2 separate regions of the Homo sapiens genome follow, and region 2 is linked to region 1. The links are chromatin loops, found by intact Hi-C in ENCODE. Cell type or tissue: Panc1. All regions are shown on one strand.

Region 1 (8,000 bases):
AGGAAATTAAGCTTGAGAAATCCACACTCAAAGGCATCTTTTCTTCCCACAAAGGAAGTATCTGGAAGAAGTTTGCTGGTGTGTGAGCATTTTATCCATTTCCCCACACAGACTGAATTTAGCACAGAGGGTGGAAATGAAAGGATCGGGGAGTCCCTGATCTTAGCTGCATAAACTGTAAGAATTCTGTTTTCAAAGTGGCTACCCCAAAACTTTACGCCAGAAATAGAGCTGACCAAGGCAGAATCTGCAGGTGAAGAAGTCTGTTTTAGCTGTGTGTGTAGTGAGATAATGTAAGACCGTATAATGGTAAAAGGCACTGTTCAATATGTGTACAGGGAAATATACTTTTATCTGTTATTGATTTCTAAAGAGGAGTAATTTGAGAATGTGCCTCAGCCTAACTGTAGAGGGATGGATTGGAAGCCTATTTCATGTCTCTCCTGGGTCTGACCACAGGTCAGTCGGACAACAGACTGAAGGCATGTCCTCTCTCCACAGTGGCCAGGCTTTGGCTCAAGGTGGAATACAGTCCCTGGACTGGGAGCCCAAGACCAATTACCCAATCGGTCAGACCTTGCCGCCACTGTGTGCCCAGTTTTCTGTCCCTTTGCATGATACAGATTACAAAGGATGGCAGTCAGGTGGGATTTGAGGTGTGCCCTTGTGGCAGAGGAAGCAGCTATTTGTCTGTTTAGGGTCCAAAATGGGGGCTGGGGGAGCTGGAGGGGGGCAGATGACTCTGAAGCTTAGAAACTCATCTGGTCTTTTCTGACTCTGTTACTTTTTATCCATAAATGTCCCCTAAGAGAACACAGAAAGGAGATTTGATTCTATTCTGCTTGCCCTCACCATGCTTCAAATCACAGTAGTCCGAACCAATGAAACTCCCAGAAGACATCTAGCCCAACACCGCCCCATGTCCCCATTTCTTCTATTTTGATGTTTTTAATCAGCAATTGTCTGAGAAGTCCACTTGACAGGTTTGTTGGAATTGTGTCAATTAAAAATAAACAGCTTGGAAGTGGAAACTACCCAAAATATCTATGAACAGTCCAATGGATATATAAATTGTGGTGTCATCAGATGTTGGAATACTATACAGCAATGGAAAATGAGCAAACTGCAATCAGACATAATGGTAGGAAAGAAGGTAAAAGTAATCCATGATACAGAAGTTAGGAGAGTGGTTCTCTGGGGGAAATAGGGCTAGGAGGTAGTATGGTGGAGTTTCTGGGTGCATGTAATGCTCTATTTCTTGATTTAGGCAGTAGTTACTTGGATGTGTTCTGTTTACAGAAATTTGTCCAACTGTAGTGTTTGTGTACTTTATACATATTATATACCAATAAAAGAGTTAAAAATCTATATTTTACTTATGTCTTGTATGATTCCATTTGTATGAAATATCCAGAAGAGGTAAATTCATAGAGACAGAAATAGACTGGCAGTTGCCAGGGGCTGGGTGGACAGGAGAAAGGAGAGTGACTGCTTAAGGAGTACAAGGTTTCCTTTTGGGTAGAACTAGGTAGAGGTGATGGTTACATGACATTATGAGTGCACTAAATGCCATTGAATTGTTCACTTTAAATTAGTTAATGGTCAATTTTATGCTATGTGAATTGTACCTCAAAAAAAAATTCTATCTAGGATGGTCACCTTTTAAGGGCCATCTTTTTTTTTTTTTTTTTTTTTTTTTTTTTTTGCTTTTTGAGACAGAATCTTACTCTGTCACCCAGGCTGGAGTGCAGTGGCACAATCACAGCTCACTGCAACTTCCACCTCCCAGGCTCAAGTGATCCTCCCACCTAAACCTCCCGAGTAGCTGGGACTGTAGGCACACACCACCATGTCCAGCTAATTTTTGTATTTTTTGTAGAGATGGGGTTTTGCCATGTTGCCCAGGCTGGTCTCAAACCCCTGAGCTCAAGCAATCACCTGCCTTGGCCTCCCAGAGTGCCGGGATCACAGGCATGAGCCACTGTGCCCAGCCTAAGAGCCATCTTTGTTGCTGTGATTCCTGTAGCTCAACAGCTTTGCCCTCCCTCACTCTTGCCATGGCTGCAGACAGCTGAGGTTGAGGGGCTCTGGTCTGAGTCCAGATAACTGGGGAGTTCCAGGATAATGCCCAGGGAGCTGTTACAGGGAAGTAGACTTAGACTTTTAAGCAGCCCACAACACCTCCTAGAGGTCCTTGGGCGACGGAGCCTGGGCTTGTGGAGTGCCAAGCTTTATCCGACTGCCATGTCAACACCACTCCAGAGTCAAAGACTTCCCAGGCCTTCAGCCCCATCCTCATCCCTGCCCTAGGCAAAGTTGGGTCTGGAACGTTTCCCCTCAGCCTTGGGAGGAAACTCACATTCGAAGCAGTGTGTGAGCCCTGGCTGGCGAGCGATGGCCACTCACACTGTTATCCCTTTCTCAGCAATAATGTTTAGGTTCAGGAAAGAGTTCCAAGATATATATAATTCCTCATGCTGAGTAAGGGCTTCAGCCTGACTCCACAGCTGCCCCGGCTACTGCTCTCTCCAGGAATGTTATTACACCAGCACTGGCCCGGTGCTAGAGATGGGGTCTCTCAATGTTCTCATTATGTGCTCCGTATTTTTCAGGTCATGTAATTCAGCTGTAAAAATTTGCCCCTGGCTGCACCTGGCATAGGAGTGGCACAGAGGGGTGAGTTTATTTTTTTAAGGTACTGTTAAAAATAAATTTAATAAGGGAAAGAGAGAGGAAAAGAGAGAGCAAGAGACTAAGACTGTGTTTAATTTGAACTATGAAGGAGAAGATATGAACCGAAGGTCTGAGATCCTGGTGCTTTGGCTGTATGTGTGTCTGTGTGTGTGTGTGTGTGTGTGTGTACGCACGGGAGACTACATGTTTCTCCTGTGTAACTTAAAGCCAGCTTTGTTTATTTAACTGAGATTTTCCAGATCGTTAGTTTGTGATGTGGCTTAGTTTATACTGTGCAATATCCCATTTTAAATACACTCAGGTACATAAGTGAAATGCAACGGAGCTACTTCAATTAGCAAGAGCATGGGCAGCAATTAAGTTTAAATGAACATTTTCATGAGTCTTTTCTTCCCCTTCCTTCTCTTAGCCATGTAATTAATGAGCCTCTGAATGAACCTACTCTCTGTCTATGGGCGTAGAAGATTTTGGCTCTGGAATCCAGGACATATAAATGGAGAGGAACGCAAAGGCCTCCAGGCTGCAAGCTGAGGGGGCAGGTGGCTGCCTTTCCATGTTGCTCTGCGTGGGTAGAAGGAGCCTCTCCCCTTCCAACAGCCTCACCTTAGGAATATAGGATAGGCCATGGGTGACCTTAGTATGTAAACCAAACCCCAGCACTTTTAGAGTTCTGTCCCACTTCTGGCTGAGAGAAGCTGTTTGGGAGATGCCACATTGAATATTGGGCTTTCCAGACTATTTTCAATGACTTATAAGAAAAACTGGGATGTATGAAATTGGCAAGTCCTGGAAAGACTGAGATGGTCCCGGTAATTAGGAGGTGGGGCAGACAAAGGTAGGAGACTGCTACATCAAGTCGTCCCTTTTTCTGCTTGAGCTATGTCACCAGGGTTTTGGGCATGTCTGTGTCACCTGGAATCCAAGTGTGATTGTTTTCATCCAGACATTCTACCAAGTGGAAACCAAGAGTGGAGGCTCAGTCCACAGTAAGAGAAGGCACAGGGCCCTGGACAGAAGGGCCTGGCTTCCAGGGGGATGGGGATCCCCAACGCGGGAGACTCCTTTCCCCTGTGACCAGAAGCTGGGGTCTAAGGACTCCTCCTGCTCAACCACATCCACTGGTCGGGGTCCACCCAGGCCAAGCACAGAGCTGCGGAGGGGCTGAGGTGGCCTCTGCCGGGGAATGGAAAACGGCTCTCTTGGAGGAACTGAAGGAACCCCCACTTCCGTCTTCTGTCCCTGGTGCCTGCATGGCAGGACCCTGGGACCATGAGCTCACAACTCCTCCCCGGGTCACTGTGGTGGACATCAGGATCACCCCTCGGTGCTCAGTGTTTGGATAGGGCACCCTCACGTAGCATCTCCCCCACAGGCCACCCAACCATAGCTAGGACACCTCTCTTTGGCTGGCCATCACCTCCACCCACTCTATTTGACAGTCGGTGGACGCTGTGCCCCCTCAGAAATCAGACCGAGGGGAGCTCAGCGTTCGGCCAGACTCGGGCGCCACCTGGTGTCTGCGGGCGTCCCTGCGGGTAGACTCGAGCCCCAGTTGTTTGCTTCTTTGTTGTTCCTGCTTCTTTTAGACCCAGAAAGGCTCTGTCGCAAGAGGTGGGGTCTGTCTCAATTACAGCGGCTGAGCAGGCACGGGTTGCCTGGGGACATTCCTTGATATTCATGTCACAGGACATGCTGTGCTCTGCACGGGTTTTCACACCTCACCATGAGGTTCTCAGGCCCTCAGTCAGGATTTCAGGGGTTTGTTTTGTTTTTTTAGGTAGGTAGGTAGGTAGATAAGGTAGATAAGAGTTTTGGGGGAAATGGGTTGTTTAGGAGTGAGGCTGGGTTTCTGTCTTATCTCAGCCACTTACCAGCTGTGGGATCATGGGAAAATTACTTTAATCTCTCTGAATTTCAGTTTCTTTATCTGTAAAATAGGAATAACAACACCCACTTCAGAGGGTTATATGAGACTTAAAATAAGTCCTGCCAAGTTCTTGACAACTGAAGGTGTTCAATAAATGTTAGTTCCTTCTTTCCTTAGCAAAGACAGTCATAGATAATAATATAGGTAGTAATTAAAGTTAGTGACACAATGAGAGTAATACTAATTTTTTCTTCCTTCCTCTTCCTTTGTTTTTCTTTCTTCCTTCCTTCCTTCCATCCCTCCCTCCCTTCCTTCCTTCCCTTACTTTCTTTCTTTTTTCTTCTTCTTCTTTTTCTTTCTTTCTTTTTTTTTTTTTTTTTTTTTTTTTTTTTTTTTTTTTTGAGGCAGGATCTTGCTGTGTCACCCAGGCTGGAGTGCAGTGGTGCAGTCTCGGCTCACGACAACCTCTGCCTCCCAGGCTCAAGTGCTTCTCCTGCGTCATCCTCCCACAGGTGCATGCCACCAGGGGTTCACCATGTTGCCCAGGCTGGTCTCGAACTCCTGCGCTCAAGTAATCCTGTCCGCCTCGGCCTCTGAAAGTGCTAGGATTATAGGTGTGAGCCACCGCACCTGGCCAGAGTGATACCAATTTTCTTCGTGTGTGCAGTGACAGGCAGAGCAGCGGCAGGGAGGAGCTCTTCATTCATACTTTCCTCCAGGCCCCTCCAGCGTTTTTCATGGCTGAGAAAGGGAGTCTGGGCTCTGTGTGGGGAGCCTGACTATAACTTCATTGAAGAGGCTAGTGGCACATTTCCATTCCAAACTGTATACAAAACTGGCTAATAAATAATCACTGTTGATCAAGCTTTGGAAAGTCCTCATCATCATTTACTGAGCACCTACTATGGGGAAGCCACATTTAAGTATTTTACCAATAGGGCCCCATTAACTCTTGTAGCTGCCACTCAGGGTCAGTTTTATTATCCCTATTACCTAGATGAGGAAACTGGGGCTCAGGGTGTCTCAAGTCACATATCTAGGAAGCAGTGAGGTTCACACAGTTCCAAATCCAGTTTGCCCTCTTCCTGCTTCTTGCAACTGCCCCTCAGAGCTGAGGCATTCTCTTAGGGGTCTTCTTCTGAAAGAACAGCCTGTCCCCGAACCAACCAGAAACAGCTTTCTCCACCAGCCACAGCCCCGGCATAAATCAAGTCTAGGTTCCTGCCCATGGGTCATTGGTCGGGCTCCCAGCTGTCTTCCGGATAGTTCCTGGCGTGTGGCTATATTAAGAATGTGAACCGTAACATTAACACTTAAAAAAAAAATTCAAAGAGAGAAAGAAAGAAAGGAAGAAATACCCCTAAAGAGACTCACATCAGGTCTAGCCAAGAGTCATAAATCAATGTCGGTAAATTTATAAACAGTTCATAAATGTAAGTGCTTTTCACAGGGCTGTTTGTTATTGTGTCGGGCTGAGCTGGGGGTGGGGCTGGGGGTGCAGAGAGGCACTGCATCCATTCTGTCTCCGGGTGAGGAGCAGCTCAGATGGCCCCGGTAGCAGAAGGAACAGGGATGGGACCAGTCCTGGTTGAATACTCACATCCAGGTGGCCACAGCATGACATAGGCTTGAGTGAACTGAGAGAACCAGCCTGGATGGCAGGTGAGCTGAGCCCTGAACCTGAACTGAGATTTTGAAGACATTTACAAAAAAAAAACCCCATCATAACAACTGTGTGGGTTTTTTGTTGTTGTTGTTTGTTTCCCAGATTCCCTTTTTTGCTTTTCTAAGTATTCTGCTCCTTGAAGCTCTGGAGGGTGCAGGACTGAGATGAGTAGCCAAAGGGGAATCCTATAGAATAGAGAAAAGAATTTTACACACACAGTCCCCACCCCACCTGCACACTTAATGGCACCCCCACCTCATCTCCACTCAGCCAGTTCCAGGACCCAAAGTCCAGTGACACCAACACCCAGTGACACATACTCTAAAACTGAGGACAGTGACAAGACAGAGAGCCTGGGTTTTGTCAGCAAGAAGGGAAAGTAGCTGGCCCCCGCTGCCATCCTGTCACTGGGTTGCAAAGCAGCAGTATTTGGACCCTGGAAGCTCAGAGGGCAGCTCGTGAAAAGAACTTCTCTCTATTTCTCCATTGAGACTAGGGAACACACACTATCCTCTGCATTATCTTTATGTTTCTCTCTTCTTTAGGTACCCCTTGACTCACACACGTACCACTTCTCCATTAGCCCCAAACCAAGGACGCTGTGCATAGAAACTCTTGCAAATGGATCCTTAGGGTAGAAGACAGGGTGTGGGGTTGCCCCAAGCTTCACCCCAGAAGCTCCAGCTTCTGGAGTTCCAGCTCTGGCCCAGTTCAGATGCCCTGTGGCATGTTCACCTCGACATGTCCCACCAGGTAGCTGGTTGGTAAGGGTGGAGTGAGAGTAGGTATCACCCCCTAGCCTTGGCTGCCCCCTTCCAAGCCCCAGCCCCCTTTGCTGTTGTTTGAGAGGATGTGGAGGCTAAGTGAAAGCTAGGCCAAGTTGTGACTTTGCTATTATACTTCACAGAGTCAAGGTCCATTCATCCCTCTGGAATGGCACATAATGAAAGCAGATTCTTAGAACTGATGCCTTCTGAGAGCTTCTCCTTCCCCAATTCTGAGACACACACATTTTTATGTGTGATTATAATTCTGCACACAAAGCAGCTCTTAAGACTTTTTTAAAAAAATGCATTTGCCCATTTATTGTAACAGCTGTTCCATTATTCTATAACCTTGTCCCCCCATTTCTGAGAGACCCCGGTCACTGCACCCTCTTCAAGAGGCTGCCGGGTTTGACAGAGTCGCCTTGCGCAGGCCCATGAAAAATTCCTTAACCAACTGCACCTTTCCAGGCCGGCACTAAACAGGGATTTCATTTATTTGAAAAGTAGGTATTAAATATGTCAGATATAGGAAGTTAAATGTAATGGGCCCAATTCCACACTCGGTTCCATATGCGTAAATCCCACTGATGGAGAACAGAGTGCGGCTCAAGCAGCAAAAATGAGGTCCCAAGTCTGTGGGAGGAAATTGCAGCCTTGATGGATCTTAGCTGACATTCTAATGGACATCAAACCAAGACTGTTAAAACTGGAAGGCGCCCTGAAGTTCTGGGGTTTTATCTTTTTATTTCTAAGTTTTAGGAGTTGTCGCATTCCTCTGCTTCTTTCTTTGTTTTGTTTGTTTGTTTGTTTTTTCCTAACTCCCAGTAAACATTTACCATTTCTCTTCAGAGCTTTTGTTTCAGCTCACCTGCACTGAAGCTGTTTCCCAAGAGGATGACCCGGGTGCCTGCCTGGCTAAGTAACAAGCAAACATTTCGGAGCCTAAGTTTGGGAAAGAGCCTGAAGGCCCCTACACCCTGAAGCAACATTCCAAGCCTTGCTGCTC
Region 2 (8,000 bases), 730 kb before region 1:
TATGATCTTTCTAGACCAGTGATCTGTTGGCTGTTTCATTGTTCAGGATTTCCAAAAGGATATCTCCCAGATCGTGAAAGTAGTTCCAAGTTAGGTTCCAAATATTTGAGCAATGGCAAGATTATTGGGACAATAATAGTAGAAAATGACTTTATTATTGGTATGCAATATAAAAATCACAGTCATAAACATGTGTTCTATTGAAGAGAAACTATTGAACTAAGTATGACTGGCTAACTTCAAGTTTCATTAATATTTATTTACTATTTGTTCACTTACTTGGTCATCAATTAGCACTTGCTGCAAGACAAGTAGTAGTAGAAGCCGAAGGTTTAAGAAACATTTGTTGGAGGATAATTTAAAATTGAGAAATTCAGTTCATAAATTCCTTCCCCATGAATTGGGAAATGACTGCCATTATTTGGTTAGAATGAGATGATACCAGTGCTGGAGCATAATTTGAGAATTGCTATATAGGGGGAGTCGCTGAATATTTCTGATGCTATGAACAACAATTTTATTATTTCTCTATTATAAATGTAAAATGAGAGTAGAGAAGCAAGATTTTTTTTATAGTATTTGCTTTGTAAAACTTGGAAGAAAGAAATCTCTTGGTTTAGATTTTTAAATCCTGTATGACACCCATTTCTAGAGAGAAACCAGTAGATTTTTAAAAGTCCTTAACAATATTGTTCCAAATAAATGTATTTGTAATATGAAAAATATGACCAAAAATGACTAGAATGTGGTTGAGTAACATAGTTTGTGCTTCATCATTGCTTGCTAGTTGGAGGAGTCACAAATTCTGTAGATGCTCTAGTGCAAGTTGTTCTCAAACATTAACTTACTTCAAAATCACCTGGACAACTTGTTAAGTTAGATTGCTGAACTCCGCCCCCCAGAGTATCTGATTCTGCAGGTTTGGGGCGGGGCCCAAATATTCATTTCTAACGAGAAGCAGATGCTGCAAGTACACTTTTAAAGCCACTGCTGTATGCTCTGGGCTAGCTGCAATTTAACAAGCCTCTGGTTATCTCTGTCCTATTCCTCATAGTGTGGCAACAAAACTTTATCACCTCATACAGGATTTACCCTGTCATCCTCACTTTTTCAGCAAAATAGTTGCTTTCATACATTACTGAAAAAACTGGGATCATTAGGTATGGTCTGCTTCAAGTTCTCATTTCTTTTTTCCAATCTGCCTCTTTTCTAATTTAAGACTCATCTCACTTTCTGGGCTCTTTTCTAGGGTCTAATTCTATCTTTGCATCCAGTGATTTCGTCATTAGCCTTCGTCTATCCCAAGTGTTCAAACCTTCCCTCCTTACCAGCTTCTTCTCGAAAGCCTGTAAATAACCTCAAGTCTTTTGATCTTGAACATCTATATCATGGCCCTGAATATTTCTCCAGCTACTCTTTCTCTTTCACAGGCCAATTTCTTGGGAAGAATAAGGAACTTATAGGACTTTCCAAGTCACTATAACCAAGCTTCTATTCCTACCACTCTATTGAAGCTGTTTTGCCAACGATTACCTTCAACTGGCTAAGTCCAATTAATCCTGATTCTCGTTTTAGCATCATTAATATGCCTCTCTGAAACTCTGCTCTCCTGGTTTCTGTGACACCACTAAGCACCCTCTCAACGTTCCTTGTTGACTCTTCCTCTCCTCCTCCCATTGACTGTGTTTAAGGTAACTGTATAAAATCCCAGTGGCTATAACCAGTAGCACAACTGGAATATTCAGGCAGAATGGTGCGGATAGAAGCTAGAATACAGTCTGGAGATCAGGAGAGTATGTGGACATTTAGATCTGGGAACTAGAAGCATTGAATGTGGATATTTAGGATTTGATGTTTGACTCACTTCTCATTGTTTTATGCACTGTCTCGGGCATTTCATTGTCTCCTTTGGCTTCCGCTGTGCCCACACAGATTCTTGCGAGAATGTTTCTAGGCCGAATCTAGGAACAGGGCTGTGTGTCGCATGTGAGTTATGTGTGTGGAATGATGAGTGCTGTGTGCTTCTGGTTCCTAAACCTAAATGTGCAGCCACTCTCTTGAACTACATAATTTATTCTAGCTTCTATCTTGACTATTTTGCCTGAATATTCCAGTTTGCTACTTGTCATAGCCACTGAGATTTTGTACAGTCACCTCAAACATATGTCCAAAACTGCCATTTTAGTATGCCTTGTCTTGATAAATGGTACTACCATCCACTCAGTAAGTCAAGAAACCTTGGAATGATACTTGAGTTCCTTCTTTGCCTTACTTCTATCCTCATGTCTTACGAGTACCCAAGTTATATAAAATTCTACTTCTTTAGCATTTCTCCTGCCATCTTCTATTGTTTCCTACTCCATTGACTTAACTCTAGCCCGTATCACCTCTTCCTGAACTGTTAGCTCCTTCCAGTTTTTCACCCTTCCAACCTGTCTTACACATTACTGTCAACTAAAAAGCAAACTATGTCATTGCATTAAAAAAAATTATTCCAAGGCTCACCATCTTTTATTAGATAAAGCCCAAACTTAATGCCCAAGACTTTATTTGATCTGGCTCCTGTCAAATTTCTAGCTTTCTTTCTCATACCCTATGATCTCATCATGCTGGACAACTGGCAGTTTCCTCCAACACACTGACTTTGCTAATACGGCTCCCTCTGCCTAAATTATCCTTCCTCATTTTGTTAAACCATCATTTACTCTTCAAGGCTGAGTGATGCGTCATCTTCTCAACAGTAACGACAATAATGACAAAAAAACCCAACATTTATTAAGAGCTTATCATGTGCAAGGCACTTTGCATACATTTCCATGTAATCCTCATCACAAGACCTTGAAGACAACTGAGGTTCAGAGAAGTTATCTTCCTTGACATCTTTCTCTGCTCCAGTCAACACTTAGTGGCCTCAAATGACTACTCCCTAATTGTGTCTCTGCTACAATCTATACATATGGAGGTAAGATAATTTATATCAGAGCATAGTTTTGAAGGAAATGATCTCCAATTTCTTTGAGAAAATGCACTAATAGGACGGGCGCAGTGGCTCATGCTTGTAATCCCAGCACTTTGGGAGGCCGAGGTGGGCAGATCACCTGAGGTCGGCAGTTTGAGACCAGCCTGACCAATATGGAGAAACCCCATCTCTACTAAAAATACAAAATTAGCCAGGCGTGGTGGCATATGCCTATAATCCCAGCTACTAGGGAGGCTGAGGCAAGAGAATCGCTTGAACCTGGGAGGCGGAGGTTGCAGTGAGCCGAGATTGTTCCATTGCACTCCAGCCTGGGCAAAAAGAGTGAAACTCCGTCTCAAAAAAAAAAAAAAAAGCACTAATAAGCTGCTGGGTGGGCAGTAAGCCCTCAAAGACTGGAGCCTGCTGGAATCTAAGAAAAGAAAAAACTACTTAATATTAAAAACAAATAAGAATTTGTGGGTGAGGAAGAGCAGAGGACTGAGTAGAAAGAAGAAAAAGGGGCACTGTGGAGAAGCACGATATTGTGGCAGGAGTGCTTTTTCACCAAGGCTGGAGTGCAGTGGTGCGATCTTCGCTCAACACAACCTCCACCTCCCAGCTTCAAGAGATTCTCCTGCTTCAGTCTACTGAGTAGCTGGGATTACAGGCATGCACAACCATGCCCAGCTGATTTCTGTATTTTTAGTACAGACGGGGTTTCACCATATTGACTAGGCTGGTCTTGAACACCTGACCTCAAGCGATCCACCCACCTTGGCCTCCCAAAGTGCTGGGATTATAGGTTTGAGCCACCACACCTGGCCTGCTTTTAAGAATAGAAATTTACAGTACTTTTAAGTTGTGTTTCTGTGATGTTGTGATGTTAACTCCCTTTCATCATTTCACAACCTTAGTAAATCTGCTGTGCCCACACAGAGCTTTGTGAAAATGCTTTTGGGTGAAACCTAGGAACAGGGATAAGTTCCACATCTGAGTGGATGTTTGTGGAATAAGGACAGATGGCAGCTCATCCATGAACCTCACTAGTTTACCGTAAGGGGAAGTTCAGAGCCAAAGCGGTTCAGTGAGAACATCAGCTCCCCAGAAATAAGAAAAAAACTTGGGTTGGGCATTGGACTTGCAAATGAGGTGGAATGGAGGTTCAAACCAATCCTAACCGAGAGGTTAAAACCCAGGGAGATCTCAGCTGACACCCAGGTTACATATTATCATAGTACCTTTGCTCTTCCTTGTTTATATACCTTTGTCTCTCCTAAATTCACCAGTAAGAAGTCTTTTTGAGAGCAGAGACTCTGTTATTCATCTTATATTCCCAATGTCTAACAATGACAAATAGTGTACTTACTACGTCCTCAGTAAATGTCTGTTAAAAGAATAATTGTCAAATTTACATAAGTTTACTGAATTAAGAAAAAATAGGCTGGGCATAGTGGCTCATGCCTGTAGTCCCAGCAGTTTGGATGCTGAGGCAGGAAGATGACGTGAGGCCAGGGGTTTGAGATCAGCTTGGGCAACATAGTGAGACCCCATCTCCATAAAATTTTTTTAAAAAATTAACAGGGTATGGTGGTGTGCATCTGTAGCATCAGGTGGGAGGACTGCTTGAGCCCCGAAGTTTGAAGTTACAGTGAGCTATGATTGTGCCACTGCACTCCAGTCTGGGAGATAGAGTGAGACCCGGTCTTTAAAAAAAAAAAAAAAAAAAAAAAAAAAAGACACCCTAATGTCTAATACTTGAGATAAGATTTTGTGTTTAATAGTACTATGTCTAACACATTAAAAATATAAACATTATAAAATTACTCAATAACTAATTATAATAAAAACTAGAAAACTGGCCAGGCACAGTGGCTCACACCTGTAATCCCAGCACTTTGGGAGGCCAAGGTGGGAGGATCACTTGAGGCCAGGAGTTCAAGACCAGCCTTGCCAACATAACAAAATGCTGTCTCTACAAAAAATACAAAAATTAGCTGGGCGTGGTGGTGCATGCCCGTAGTCCCAGCTACTCAGGAGGCTGAGACATAAGAATAGCTTGAACACCGGAGGTAGAGGTTGCAGTGAGCTGAGATCATGCCACTGCACTCAGCCCAGGCAATGGAGTGAAACTCTGTCTAAAAAACAAAGAAACAAACAAACAAACAAAAAAAACCCCAACCACTCCCCCCACCCCTGGAAAACAATAATAACTACAAATTATTAAATATTTTCAATGTGTCAGGAACTTCCCATTTAAATCTGATATCAACCTTCCTACATTAAGTATTCCTATCCTTATTTTACAGTGGAGGACACTTATTTTCAGTTGAATAACTTGCCCAGCATTATGGCTAAAGTGACACCAAAGCCTTTATTTTTTACACTATACCTGACTGAGTTAAAGAAATGGTTTTAAACATATTCTGGAAAGAGGAAAATACAGCTTATGCTGCATCTGTAAAAAGCTAAAAATAAAAACAAAGTAACCTGGTGAAACCTGTTGGTACAGTTCCCTGATTACTATTAACAAATGATCTGAGCATTACTTAGTCAAAATAGGTTTGTTGCATCCACCTTCAGAATGTGAAGTAGGAATAACAGGTTGCCTTAGCCACACTGTAGTTTATTTTATATGACACCAAATAACTTTTGGTCCTGTTTCCACATGTAATAGAAAAAGAAGGCAGTTATTTGAATAATTTACTGAAATAGATTCAGTTTCAATGAAAATACTTTGGAGAACTGGATGTTTCTGTATACTCGTCTTAACTTTATTCTCTACTTTCATGGATTAATAGACCAAAAAATATTTTTCTTTTTCTTTTTTTTTAAACAAGGGGATGTTTAGCTTTTCTCAAACTTTCTTAAAGGTATTCCTTGACATATATTAGATAGGTCTAAATGGAACTTTATTACATGAGCAAGATTAGAAATTAATTTAATTATTATAGAATGTTACAAATTCAAAGTTCTCATTTCCTTAAGAACTTATTTATTTATTTACTGAGACAGGGTCTTGCTTTGTTGTCCAGGCTGGAGTGCGGTGGCGCTATCTTGGCTCACTGCAACCTCTGCCTCCTGGGTCCAAGCGATTCTCCTGCCTCAGCCTCTCAAGTAGCTGGGATTACAGTCATGTGCCACCCCACCTGGCTAATTTTTTGTGTGTTTTTTTTGTAGAGATGAGGTTTCGTTATGTTGGCCAGGCTGGTCTTGAACCGGCCTCAAATGATCCACCTGCCTTGGCCTCCCAAAGTGCTGGAATTATAGGTTTGAGTCACCGTGCCCGGCCCAGAACTTATTTATTTTTGATGGCAAAACATTAAAGATAATACAAACATCATGCTTAATTATGTACTTATTCCCCAAACTGCATTCCTGATCTCTTGCACCTGCCCAGCATACTCCAACCCCAATCTTCCCCATCTCAGCTAATGTAGGCAAATCAATTTTTCCAGTTGCTCTGAACAAAATTGTTCATCCTTCATTCCTCTCTTTCTCTAGAACCCTAAATCCAATGTGTCAACAAATCATATTGGTTTTCAAAATATACCCAGAACCCAACCATGTCTTAAGCCCTCTACTGTAACAACCCTAGTACAAGCTACCATCATCTTTTGCCTGGGTTACTGCAATAGGACCTGTCACTCTACAGACTATTTTCAACCTGGCAGCCAAGGTAACCAATTTAAAGCCTAAATCTTACGATGTCAATCTTCTGCCAATAGCCTCTCAGTGTCAGGCACACAAGGCCTTTCACCATCTGGCCTAGTGCTTCTCTGACCTCATATCACATGATTTTCTTTCTGGGTTACTCTTCTTTAGCTACAGTGGCCTCCTGGCAGTTGCTTCAACTTACCAGACCTGTCCCCACCCTACGGTTTGCACAAGTTGTTCTCATAGTCTGGAATGCTCTTTCTTCAGATATGTGCAGGTATCTCCTTCACTTTCAAGTCATTCTTCAAATACTACTTTCTCAGTGAGGCCTGCTTCAACTGCCCAATTTAAAAATGACATCTTCCCCATTTCTCCTGTGCTTGGTCTCCTTCCACATCCCTTCCTGTATAAACTTTTTTGATAACACTCATGACCTTCTAACATACTATATAATTTAGGTATTTATTTTAGGCATTTATTTTTATTGTCTAACTTCTGCATGTGAGTTTGATGATGGCATATGTTTTTGTCTGTTTTGTTCACTGCTCTATCTGCAGCTTCGAGAATAGTGTCAGGTACATGGTAGGCCTACAACAATCCGTTGAAATGTAGAAGTTGTTTGATTCCAGTACAAGAGTTTTACATATTGGATTCCATGGGAACGGGAACAACTAAGTTTTCATGTGCCTGAAGAGCTCAAAGGCTCTTTGAAACTCTGGTATTCCATGGTTCCCTTACCATTCTGACTCTCAAAAACATAATCATTTTTTCAGCAGCCAAGCACTACTTTTAAAAGACACTGGACTGTGAAATCTACAATGATAGGTCCCTAAGAGGATGATCATGATTACAATTCTACAAGCTACCTGGTACTGTAAAATTTTTTAACATTTCTTTTCTAATCATTGTACTGCTTTTCCTTATGAATGCAATTGGAAGGTAGGGGAAGCCAATTTGATTACACCTTAATAATTTTGTGGCACCCCAACCCCCTGCAGTGCATCAGCATATTTGATACATCTTTTCACGCTGGTTTTTCTTTTGAAATGTGTAACATCAGGCAGGGCATGGCAGCTCACTCCTGTAATCCCAGCACTTTGGGAGGCTGAGGCAGGAGGATCTCTTAAGCCTAGGAGTTTGAGACCAGCCTGGGCAACCTAGGGAGATCCCCATCTATACACAAAATTTAAAAATTAGCTGAGTGTAGTGGCACATGCCTGTAGTCCCAGCTACTGAGGAGGCTGAGGTGGAAGGATTGCTTGAGCCCAGAAGGTTGATGCTACAGTAAGCTATGACTGCATGACTTCACTCCAGCCTGGGCAACAGAGAGGGAAACCCTGTCTCAAAAGAAAAAAAAAAGAAAAGCCCTGAATACTTTTGTAATTTT

Evidence for each region. A loop is a pair of places that touch in the nucleus more often than their neighbours do. Peaks named below come from ENCODE experiments on the same cell type or tissue, not always from the same donor. Only the 100,000 strongest peaks of a DNase experiment are listed, where the experiment ranks them.
Region 2: a loop joins it to region 1, with 3 times the contacts of the local background. A loop is called at or near these places in 16 of 110 quality-filtered maps.

Annotation. Positions count from the first base shown.
Region 1 is chr6:44,651,894-44,659,893 of GRCh38, reverse strand. No RefSeq gene overlaps it. Among named protein-coding and RNA genes, the nearest start is that of MIR4642, 220 kb to the right of the region's middle. RefSeq lists enhancers at 7,487-7,986, 7,987-8,000. In Panc1, CTCF peaks have their summits at 3,989 and 4,203 (motif pointing left); a DNase peak (open chromatin) is centred at 4,223; H3K27ac peaks cover 869 bases.
Region 2 is chr6:45,381,401-45,389,400 of GRCh38, reverse strand. All of the region lies in intron 2 of RUNX2 (RUNX family transcription factor 2), which reads right to left. Among named protein-coding and RNA genes, the nearest start is that of SUPT3H, 7.5 kb to the right of the region's middle. In Panc1, no CTCF peak of the experiment used is centred here; no DNase peak of the experiment used is centred here.